Regions from separate parts of the Homo sapiens genome. Here region 2 is linked to region 1. The links are chromatin loops, found by intact Hi-C in ENCODE. Cell type or tissue: heart right ventricle. All regions are shown on one strand. Each heading gives the region's core, and the rest is flanking DNA. Links, peaks and the distances in the headings are about the cores only. Region 1 has its middle 210 kb from the start of LINC03005. Region 2 has its middle 120 kb from the start of LINC03005.

Region 1 (5,387 bases), core at 75-5,074:
GGGGACACATTGGTGATTTCCTTAAAGCCCCTTTCTCCTAAATAAGAGATAAAGGGCAGATATTCTCTTTTGTTCACTTTGGGTTGGAAGAAATTTAAAATACTTCTCTCTCCTAAGAAAATGTCCCCCAAAATACTCAATTCATCAGCTCCAAATTCTTTTATCCCCTCCATGTGCATGAGGAGTCTCAGAACATCCAAGTCATTCATGTCAGTATTCAAAAACAATTTTTTTCAGTCTTGAGCTAGCACTGCCTTTAAAATATGCTTCACCTGAAACTTTCTATCAAGCATCTTCTTATGTAAATAACACTGAGGGATTTTACTCCCTACAGAAACTTGTTGACACAGAAATAAGTGTGTTTATTGACTGGTGTTTGAGAACTCATAAATATAACTCTTTGAAACACTGTAATATTTGCCAATATCTTATTATAACACTGCACATGGTTTATACTTTTGAAAAACTAAAATAGTTGGAGTATAATATCTCTGCAGAAGGCCTTTGAAACTTTGCGTCAAAATGCCCTAAATTAGACTTTTCATGTCACTATCAAAAACTATTAAATACTCTTATCATCACAGTATGAAGAGAGATTTTCATGTTTTGCATTTAACAAAATAAAGGATCAGAAATATTGTTGGTTATTTTAATACACATCAAGAAATCCAAGACCAGGAAGTACATCTTAAGGTATTCTGAACCTCTATTATCCACTATGATAGTCACTACCCAATTGAAGCTATACAAATTCAGATTTAAATTAATTAACTTATGTAGAATTAAATATTCCAGTTCTTAAGTGCATTAGCCATGGTTCAAGTGCCCAATAGTCATAACAGGTTAGAGACTACCATATAGAACAGTGCAAATATTTTTAAATTGCATCATTATAAAAATTTCTTTTGGACAACACTGCTCTAGAGAAAGATACCACAGTTAAACCCATATGCATGGAATCAGAGGAAGTAGGGAAATGTTTGAGAATTGCTTAGGATGAGACTTCTAAAGTAGCATTAACAGTTTGTCCAGGTAAATGACTAAATGCCTCTTCTGGTACAGCACAGCGTCCCATTTTGGTGATGTGGCTTAGGAAGGCTTCAAATCGGGCAGTTAGTACACAGCTGCTAAAATACAAATTTTCTGCTAAAATACAAATAAATTATCTAGATATAACTAGATCTAGACCTAACTGCCTCAGAGAAGCTGAAAGAGAATCTAAAAAGGGGCAAAGTAAAGACTTGACATGGTGCAAATTAAACTTACAGTTAAATATGTTTATCTTTGAAAGACAGTCACTTGATTTACAAGCATGAGGTTTTTCCATTTTCTTTTCCTATGTCCTTAAAATAGTTATGATTTGCATCCACAATCATTTATTAGGATGATGAGATCTGTTGTTACCGTGTGTAAGATGTCATTGGAACATTTCTAGAGAAAATTGTAACGCAATTCTCTTTTTAAGCTTTATTTGTGATTTGCTTTTTAAAATTGACTTCTTTTGTTTCAAAAGAGCAGGAAAGGTGAGATAAAACCTGGAGATAATAAAAAAATATATATCCTGTTTGTCTGTTTTCTGTACAAAACAAAAGGTTAGAGCTATTATTTTTTCTTCAAAATAAAGCAAATAACTCTTTGGTCATCTATAACAGGGCAGCACTATTTTGAACAGTTTGATGTCATTTCTACATCCCTCAAGGAAACAAAGGGGAAAGTCAGAGGAAAGGGAAAAGGCAGCTTTGATAAGTTATGCCAGTCACTGGTCCCTGAGAGTGAAGCATCCTGTTTTTATCATGTGGCTGAAAACCAGAGAGAAAAAAAATTTACTGTGATCAGTGGTATCCATTCTTTTGTTATTTCACAGCTACCGGACACAATTCTCTAAATAATCAAACTAAATGAGGACCTTTTTAGTGACAACTGTGAAACAATGGGTCAGACTGGGTAAAGGTCAGTGGAAAATAACAGTTTGAGGTGGAGAAAGAATAGTGACAAGCCAGAGAAATCTCGTGGTATGAATAACATCCAGAGTCAGGAGTGACTGTTGTCACTAGATTTTATGACTGTCCTATCAATGCCATCAATTAATACTTCCAATTATTGTTAAAGTCAGTGGGCTATACTACACATAAAAAGTAATAGAAAATGTGATGCTCATAAAAGTGAAGAAGTCTTTCTAAACAAAAAATGCCTTTTAAATTAACTTTTTGTCGTTCCTAGGATTGCCATATCCATTAATCATTCAATCATTTAAAAGGGCTTCTAGCAAAATGACCTCAGGGATTGCTACCATTTGGAATTCATATCCATTCAGTCGTCTTATCTCTGGGTGTCCAGGTGCATTCCTATAGCATTTATCAACGTAGCATCTATGGGATGTCACCTCAGCACAAGTACATGTGCAGCAATTATAGAAGAAACACCTCTTCACCCTTCTTTATATCAGACTGTCTTTCTAGTACAACCTCCATGCTGGGGCAGAAAGAGACCTCTGTCTCTAGGCCTTGGTATCTTTAGCAAAAATATTTGAGGAAAAATCTTAACTTCTTTTTGTAACAAATATAATGCTTTAGTTAATATAAGATTACTCAATATGAAACTATCTAGTAACTAGCTTGCTTGCATTCCTAGTATCTTTGTAAGGACTTGGAAAAAATATTAAAAAGAAAATTCAGCCAATCACCTGGATGTTTGTTTTACTTGCTGCCAAACATCTGGATATTTACATATATCATGATGATAATATCCTTCAGTGATTTTTACATGAATTGTGTAGATACAGCCTTAGATTGGGGGCAAGATCAGTTGAAATGATTTGACAGAGCTATTTATACAATTAAGCCTTTACTAAAAGGGAATGTGAGTTAAGCTTCTGCCATTTAGAGCGTTATTATGATTTATATGGAATTGGCTTAATATTTTAGAATTTCTGCATATTTTTCCCTCCATGATAGCTTGAAGCCTCCTAGTGAATTAAAAATATTCAAGCACTTAGAGTCCCAATGGATTGCCACTGGGAGTGAACAGAAGGTTTCTCTCCCTCCCCCGCCTTTTCCTGTTTTCAAGTTGCAGGGCCAGATATATGGTTGTGAGACAACACAGAAGCAGTGTCAAGAAAACCATTTTGCTCAAGGGACCTGGCAGCTGAACTCTCCCCAAATGCTTTTAGAAAGAAAAAATATATATATTAAATGCCAATTTAAAACAAATCCAAAGATTTGTGGAGCCCTTGTTCACCTTATGATGCTGCTGTAGATATGAATGTACACCAAATGAGGTAACAGATTAAGAAAAGTCAATGCTTAAATTCTCTGGAGTTTTCTAACAAGAGATCTGGGCAGTATAAAAGCATATCAGGTTTCTCAGAGATTATTAACTCTGGACTGCATTTCAAAGTATATCAAGTGCTGTCTGCTTTATACCAAACGGAAGGGAATACACTACCAGACTCAGCAGACAGAATTAATAAGAACTGTAATAAATCAAATTAAGAAATATTTATTGAACATCTCTGTGTCTCCAGCATTAAACTGTTAGGTATGGGATGTATATGAAATATAAATGAAAAGATCTGTGGTCTCAGGAAAGCTTAAATGAATTTGAGCAGATAAGACAACTGCATAGAAAAGAAATAATAATGCAGAATTCAAACAGCAATTCAGAAGGAATATCTCAAGAAAATACCATAAATGATAAAAATAGCTCTAACAGGAACATAAAAGACCACACCACTTAAAATTTTAAGTTGAAAAGATAGCTTCATGAAAATTTTGCTGTAGAGAATAATGTTGGGCCTCAAAATATAGATATTTACACTTCTCCAGAGACACCAGGCTTTGACTGAGTCCTGTATTTGTTCCCAATTAAATGTCATGTTTATAAACAGAGTAAATAACCAAAATGCTCACAGCCAATGATGTGCATGAAATGAAGTTATAAGGAAATGATTATATAAAAATATATAATAGTGAAGTCATTGAATCATGATGTAGGATAAAATGGCTCCTTGCCCTTAAAAACATCATATGACACAGTAACTAAACGTTGTTTATTATTGTTATTACTATTGTTATATTTTTGTAGAGACAGGGTCTCACTATGTTGCCCAGGCTGGTCTTGAACTCCTGGGCTCAAACGATCCTCCCTCCTCGGCCTCTCACAATGGTGGGATTACAGGCTTGAGCCACCAAGCCCGGTCTAAAGGTTCTATCTAAGTTGCTGGGCTAACCCCAATTATCTACCAAATCTGGTAACCCCACAATAAGTCTAATCTCTGAAAGGGTTCCTTGCATAGCGCTTTCCTCTCATTTCCTTCTTTTTGCACTGCTAACTATGCTCAATAAGAAAATCAAAATCCAAACTTGTTTTTTGATCTAAGATAAATCACGTGTGTCCCCATTCTCTTTGACCTGAAGGCGCCTGAACAAGCCCTGATGTAAATGACCTAGCTATGGGATGCATTCAGATATTGCTGTTACATCATCACAATGTAACAGAGAGTTGCAACACGATGTGACAAACAGTTTAGAGAAAGAACAATAATAAATAACCATGACACTCAGTATAAAATGGGCAAATGAAATATTTTTAATATTGTAGTGTTTTAAATATTAACCGCTTATTTTAAATGAAGAATCTTAGATTAAATTATCTAAAACAGAGAAAGAGATAAGAAGGCCAAACCGCTTATTTGAACGAAAAGGGGATATATAATTATTTTGTTACAGGTTTTGGTACTTTGATGTAATTCTAAGAACGGTGGGAAATCTTTAAGTGCTGATCTCAAGTAGAACTAAAAAGAGCATGTCTCTGCTAAAAACAGAACTGAAAGAGATCCCAAAGCAAAATAGAAGAAAATGTAAAAAGTGAAGAAATGAAAATGAATGCATATAACAAGATGACAAAATTAAAATCAAACAGTATATCCATAAGGGACTGGCAAGAGACAGGTGAGATTGGGTAATTCAACAAAAGTGCTACTTAAAATGTATGTGCAGTTTTATGGACATCACTAAGGTACATTCAGTATCCTGAAGCTAGGATTAGAAAACTTTCTGAGCTATAAACCTGAAGGGCAAAAGGAGGAAACAGTTATCAGGACTGGGAAAGTGTGCCTGGAGAGACAGTCTTCGGCCTGGCTGTGGCATTTGGGAAAGAGACAGGGCAATCACAGAGACCCAGCAGGAAGGAATGAGGATAATAACCCCTTGGCCTCATTCTCTTCCTTTTCTGCCATCTCCTGCCAGAGCCTACCATTGACCAACTAAACAGAAGGCAAGGAGTCACTGATGCAGTCCCTGTAATTCAGCCTAGTAGAGCACAGAGTGGTAGAAATGGAGAGGGGATTTCTAGAAGAGCAAGAAAGAAGACATCCAATACACACAACG
Region 2 (5,387 bases), core at 319-5,318, 92 kb before region 1:
TTTAATTATACTGTCCCAAATAAATTCAATAGAAAATATATCAGAAGGGAAAAAGTAATTAAATGATCAAGATAGAAGCTGTCAAAAATAGCCATTATACTTTCTAATCTCTTTTCTCCAAAATATCATCAGAAATCATACTTCAGACATATGAGTGAAGATATCTGACCAGGGGTTCTGGTAGAGAACAGTTGACAATGTAATATGTATGCCAATATTATTTTGCTATTTAACTCTTTGAAAAATTCATCGTTTTGTCATTATAAAAGAGTGTTATAAAAAATTCTAATTTCTTTCTTTATTCAAAAAACAGTTATTAAGCATCTTGCTCATTTCAGGCCACGTGGGAAGCATTGATAGAAATGTAGAATGGATGCTATGGAATATATGTCATCAGTTACAGCTTTGGTTCTTTATAGACTGAGGGATGCTTTATGTAGATCTTTGCTATGGTACCGACTAGACTGATTCAGATAGCCAGCTACTACATAGATTATTTTCCAAATCATTACAGTCTATCTACCTACTCCTTAGATCAGTTGTTCATGGAAATATGGTACAGTCATTGAGAAAACCAAAGACACAAATAATTGATATGTAAATTGTCGTTTATCATTGGTTTGTGTGTCATTCATTATGCCCTCTTAGAAAGAAGACAAAGTTACTTAGGAGAAAATAAAAACAAGAAGATATAAAACAGAAATAATATTTTTAAAAAGCATAAAGATATTTTATGATGCAAAGGCATTAAAAATCAAATCTTTCTAGCTCATTGGTAACTTAGGAAAGTAGGTATAATTTATAGCTACCATCTTTAAGGAATATTTTATGAGGATTATGATTTGCCTTAAAAAGTTTCCCAAACAATCCCACCAGATCCAACCTTTCTTGTCAGCTTCTTCAGCAACTATTAATTAACAGGATTTATCTCTTATCAGATTGGGATCAAAGGGAATAAACCACCCTGCGCAGAGATTATGCTTTAGGCATTTATTCTCCAATTCATAAATTAAATAGCAATGTGATACAGAAGAAAATAATGACTGACAGATTAGGGTTATTACAAATGAGTATAATATCTCAAGGCAGGAGGTTAAAATAAAAATAATTTAGCCTTCCTTTTATATGTATGCCAGAGCAACAGGGCCCCATTATCACCCCATATGTATATTTTCCTTCTTGAATAAATTATTATATAAGATTGTTTATTCATGTGCGGACATAACCTAGTGCTATGGCAACTATGGAACAAAACATTATATATTCACCTTTCAATTTTTTATAATACTGTTTATTTTGTATTAGTCACATGGAAACAGACTTCCAGAGAAGCTCTAATGAATAGTTTTAAATGTATTCTCCTATTGATTTTGTTATATGACAGTGAGAATTTCTTAACAACATGAAGGAAACCATAGAATTATAAAGCTAGAAGAGAGGTTGAGGTCAAGATGGCTGACTAGATGCAGGTAGTATGTGCATCCTCCACGGAGAGGAACCAGAATAGTAAGTAGAGATATTTTGAAGAGATCATCTAGGAGAGAACACTAACATTCACCAGAGATAGAAAGCACCAGAAGTAAGTAAGGAGAGGTTTTGAGGCAGCTTGCCTGGCCGGGGACTAAGAGCCAAAAGAGGTTCCTGGAGATGGGGAATCAGTAAGAGAGAAACCCCCAGGGCTCCACGTTCTGAAACAAACTTTTATAATCTTGGCTACAGGAGAAACCTTTGACCTGTTAGAGTAAGTAGCTAGGCAGACATGAGCAGGGGAGGAAAGGCCCCCACCCAGGAATGTCAGGCGATCATCAGGTGATGGCCAGGCAGTTGTTAAACTGTTTCTCTAAAATAGTAATTGGTCACAGCTGGTGCCAGGGAACGGCTAACTCTTGAAGCTAGTGATCAGCAGCTTCCTGATAAGGTCTCAAGAGTTGGGTGAGAAGGCTCAAGCATGTGCACTAAGAGGTAAAATGGTGGAATTTAACTGGTATATGACCTTCCTCTAGGAATGCTCAACTGGTAAGGGAAAAGCGCCTCAAATGAGCATGGGCACAACTTCAGTAAACACACCACGCATGTGACCTCTGTGCATGTGGACAGCCCCCGAGGGAAAAATCGAGGGAGGAGAAATGGAAACCCCAGAATCATGCCAATGTATAAAACTGCAAGTCAAGGGTTGGACAGAGGATTTGGGTCTCTCAAGTTGCCTGCTTGTCCCTCTTCCAAGTGTACTTTACTTCCTTTTGTTCCTGCTCTAGAACTTTTTAATAAACATTCACTCCTCCTCTAAAACTTGCCTCAGTCTCTCCTTCTGCCTTATGCCCCTTGGCCACATTGCTTCCTCAAGGAGGCAAGAATTGAGTTTGCTGCAGACATGTATGGATTCAGCACTGCTAACAGACCCATTATGGTTTCAAGCCTGACATACAGCACTGCCTAAAGATTTCACAGAGATGTTACTCCAGAAACAGAACCCATGCAGCATCCCATCAACATCTAAGCCTGGAGCAGCTTCAGCTGAGAGCCATTTTGAGAACCTAGATACCAGTGATCTACAGAAATGGCTGTTGCTGCTGCACTGCCTTGAGGAGGCAGAGAGGAGATTGTCATCCCACAAACCCCTGATAGGGTCCCTACTGCCCTGCTTTGGGCTGCTGTTGAGACTGAGATGTGAATGAGCCATACTCCTCACAGCTGCTTGTTCACACTCCTTGCCTAAGAAGGATTTTGCTCTCTCTCGATCCAAGCCCAAGGCACCGTTTTGAGAGTTTAATGCTGGACTTCACCCCCCCTTCACCTTGGACTGAGTTTGGGCTAATGTAGCTGCATCTGTCACCCAGCCAAGAAGGGACAGGCTCCTTTACACATCTAGGACAATAACAACTGACCTGCAGTGGCCTGCTGTGAGACCAAGATGCAAGTGGACTGCACACTCTGTAGTTTCTTGTTCATCCTGCCTACCTAGGAGAGGCCCCTCCCTTGTCTCAGGCCCAAGGTGTCATTTTGAGGGTTTAATCCTGGGTCACATCCCATGGTTGGGCTGAGTTCAAGTTGGCATGACTGCAGCCACCACCTGGCCAAGGAGGAACAAAGAAACTAGGCTCTCCTATCTAGAACAATACCCACCACACTATCATGGGCTACTGTGAGACTGAGACTTGAGTGAACCATACTGACCACAGCATCTTACCCATGTTGCTCATCTAAGAGGGGCCCTGCCCTTTCTGTTCATAAACCCACAGTTTGCACCAATTTGAGGGTTTAACACTGGGCTGTGCCCCACCTTTGAGTTGAGTTTGAGCAAATGTGATTACAGCCACACTACCCAGCCAGGGAAGAGATGGGGAGACAAAGATTTCCTAAGCACACTTTGGACAATAGCCACTACCCTCCTATGGGCAGCTGGGGGACTAGGGACTAGCCCACCCAACACATCACAGCTTTCAGCTACACCAGCATAGACTTCTTGGGTACCAGTGGGTGGCTACACCACTGCTACAACCATCACCCACACCAACTCAGCTGCCCAAGGGTCTAAGAACCAACCCACATACCTGGTCCACCTCTTCCACTTCTAGTTTCTAAGCAAGCCACCTGAAGATTCAAGAATCAGATCTCCAGGACCCTCTAACACTAGAGCCAGTGTAAACTGCTCTAGGGCCTTAAACAGGGCATATTTACCCCACTGCTGCCACCACCAGGGCCCAAAGATTAGCTCAGTTTACATCCAAGTCCTCCCCAAAAATTGCACCACTACTTGAATTAATAACTATACCCTAAGCAACTGAGGAAATCACAGATACCACTGACTCTGTGTATTGCCAAAGAAGTAATGCAAAGATCACACTACCACAGGCACCCAAAGTCAAAGTCAAACTACATTAATCAACAATATACATACAACCTCAGGGAAAATTTCTCCCCTACAAAAGTAATTTCAAAAAATTGGAACAAGCAACTGCTACATCAGATGCACAGATATCAGTGGAAGACCACAGGAAACATGAAAAAGCAGGGAAATATGACACAACCAAAAGATAAAACAATTGTCTAGCAACATATCCCAATCAAAAAGAACTCCTAGAAATGTCAGATAAAGAATTCAAAATAGCTCTCCCTCTCCCTCTCCCTCTCCCTCTCCCTCTCCGTCTCCGTCTCCCTCTCCCTCTCCCTCTCCCTCTCCCTCTCCCCTCTTTCCAAGGTCTCCCTCTGATGCCGAGCCGAAGCTGGACTGTACTGCTGCCATCTCGGCTCACTGCAACCTCCCTGCCTGATTCTCCTGCCTCAGCCTGCCGAGTGCCTGCGATTGCAGGCGCGTGCCGCCACGCCTGGCTGGTTTTCGTATTTTTGGGTGGAGACGGGGTTTCGCTGTGTTGGCCGGGCTGGTCTCCAGCTCCTAACCGTGAGTGATCCGCCAGCCTCGGCCTCCCGAGGTGCCGGGATTGCAGACGGAGTCTCCTTCACTCAGTGCTCAATGGTGCCCAGGCTGGAGTGCAATGGCGTGATCTCGGCTCGCTACAACATCCACCTCCCAGCAGCCTGCCTTGGCCTCCCAAAGTGCCGAGATTGCAGCCTCTGCCCGGCCGCCACCCCGTCTGGGAAGTGAGGAGCGTCTCTGCCTGGCCGCCCATCGTCTGGGATGTGAGGAGCCCCTCTGCCTGGCTGCCCAGTCTGGAAAGTGAGGAGCATCTCTGCCCAGCCGCCATCCCATCTAGGAAGTGAGGAGCGCCTCTTCCCGGCCACCATCCCATCTAGGAAGTGAGGAGCGTCTCTGCCCGGCCACCCATCGTCTGAGATGTGGGGAGCGCCTCTGCCCTGTCGCCCCGTCCCGGATGTGAGGAGCGTCTCTGCCCGGCCACCCCGTCTGAGAAGTGAGGAGACCCTCTGCCTGGCAACCGCCCTGTCTGAGAAGTGAGGAGCCCCTCCGCCCAGCAGCCGCCCCATCTGAGAAGTGAGGAGCCCCTCCGCCCGGCAGCCACCCCGTCTGGGAAGTGAGGAGCGTCTCCACCTGGCAGCCACCCCGTCCGGGAGGGAGGTGGGGGGGTCAGCCCCCCGCCCGGCCAGCCGCCCCATCCGGGAGGGAGGTGGGGGGGTCAGCCCCCCGCCTGGCCAGCCGCCCCATCCGGGAGGTGAGGGGCGCCTCTGCCCGGCTGCCCCTACTGGGAAGTGAGGAGCCCCTCTGCCCGGCCAGCCGCCCCGTCCAGGAGGGAGGTGGGGGGGGTCAGCCCCCCGCCTGGCCAGCCGCCCCATCCGGGAGGTGAGGGGCGCCTCTGCCCGGCCGCCCCTACTGGGAAGTGAGGAGCCCCTCTGCCCGGCCAGCCGCCCCGTCCAGGAGGGAGGTGTGGGGGTCAGCCCCCCGCCCGGCCAGCCGCCCTGTCTGGGAGGGAGGT

Evidence for each region. A loop is a pair of places that touch in the nucleus more often than their neighbours do. Peaks named below come from ENCODE experiments on the same cell type or tissue, not always from the same donor. Only the 100,000 strongest peaks of a DNase experiment are listed, where the experiment ranks them.
Region 2: it touches region 1 in a loop (2.0-fold over the local background); 1 of 110 quality-filtered maps calls a loop at or near these places.

What each region holds. Positions count from the first base shown.
Region 1 is chr6:22,923,767-22,929,153 of GRCh38, forward strand. No RefSeq gene overlaps it. Among named protein-coding and RNA genes, the nearest start is that of LINC03005, 210 kb to the left of the region's middle. In heart right ventricle, for the core only: no CTCF peak of the experiment used is centred there; a DNase peak (open chromatin) is centred at 3,053; H3K27ac peaks cover 3,554 bases.
Region 2 is chr6:22,831,569-22,836,955 of GRCh38, forward strand. No RefSeq gene overlaps it. Among named protein-coding and RNA genes, the nearest start is that of LINC03005, 120 kb to the left of the region's middle. In heart right ventricle, for the core only: no CTCF peak of the experiment used is centred there; no DNase peak of the experiment used is centred there.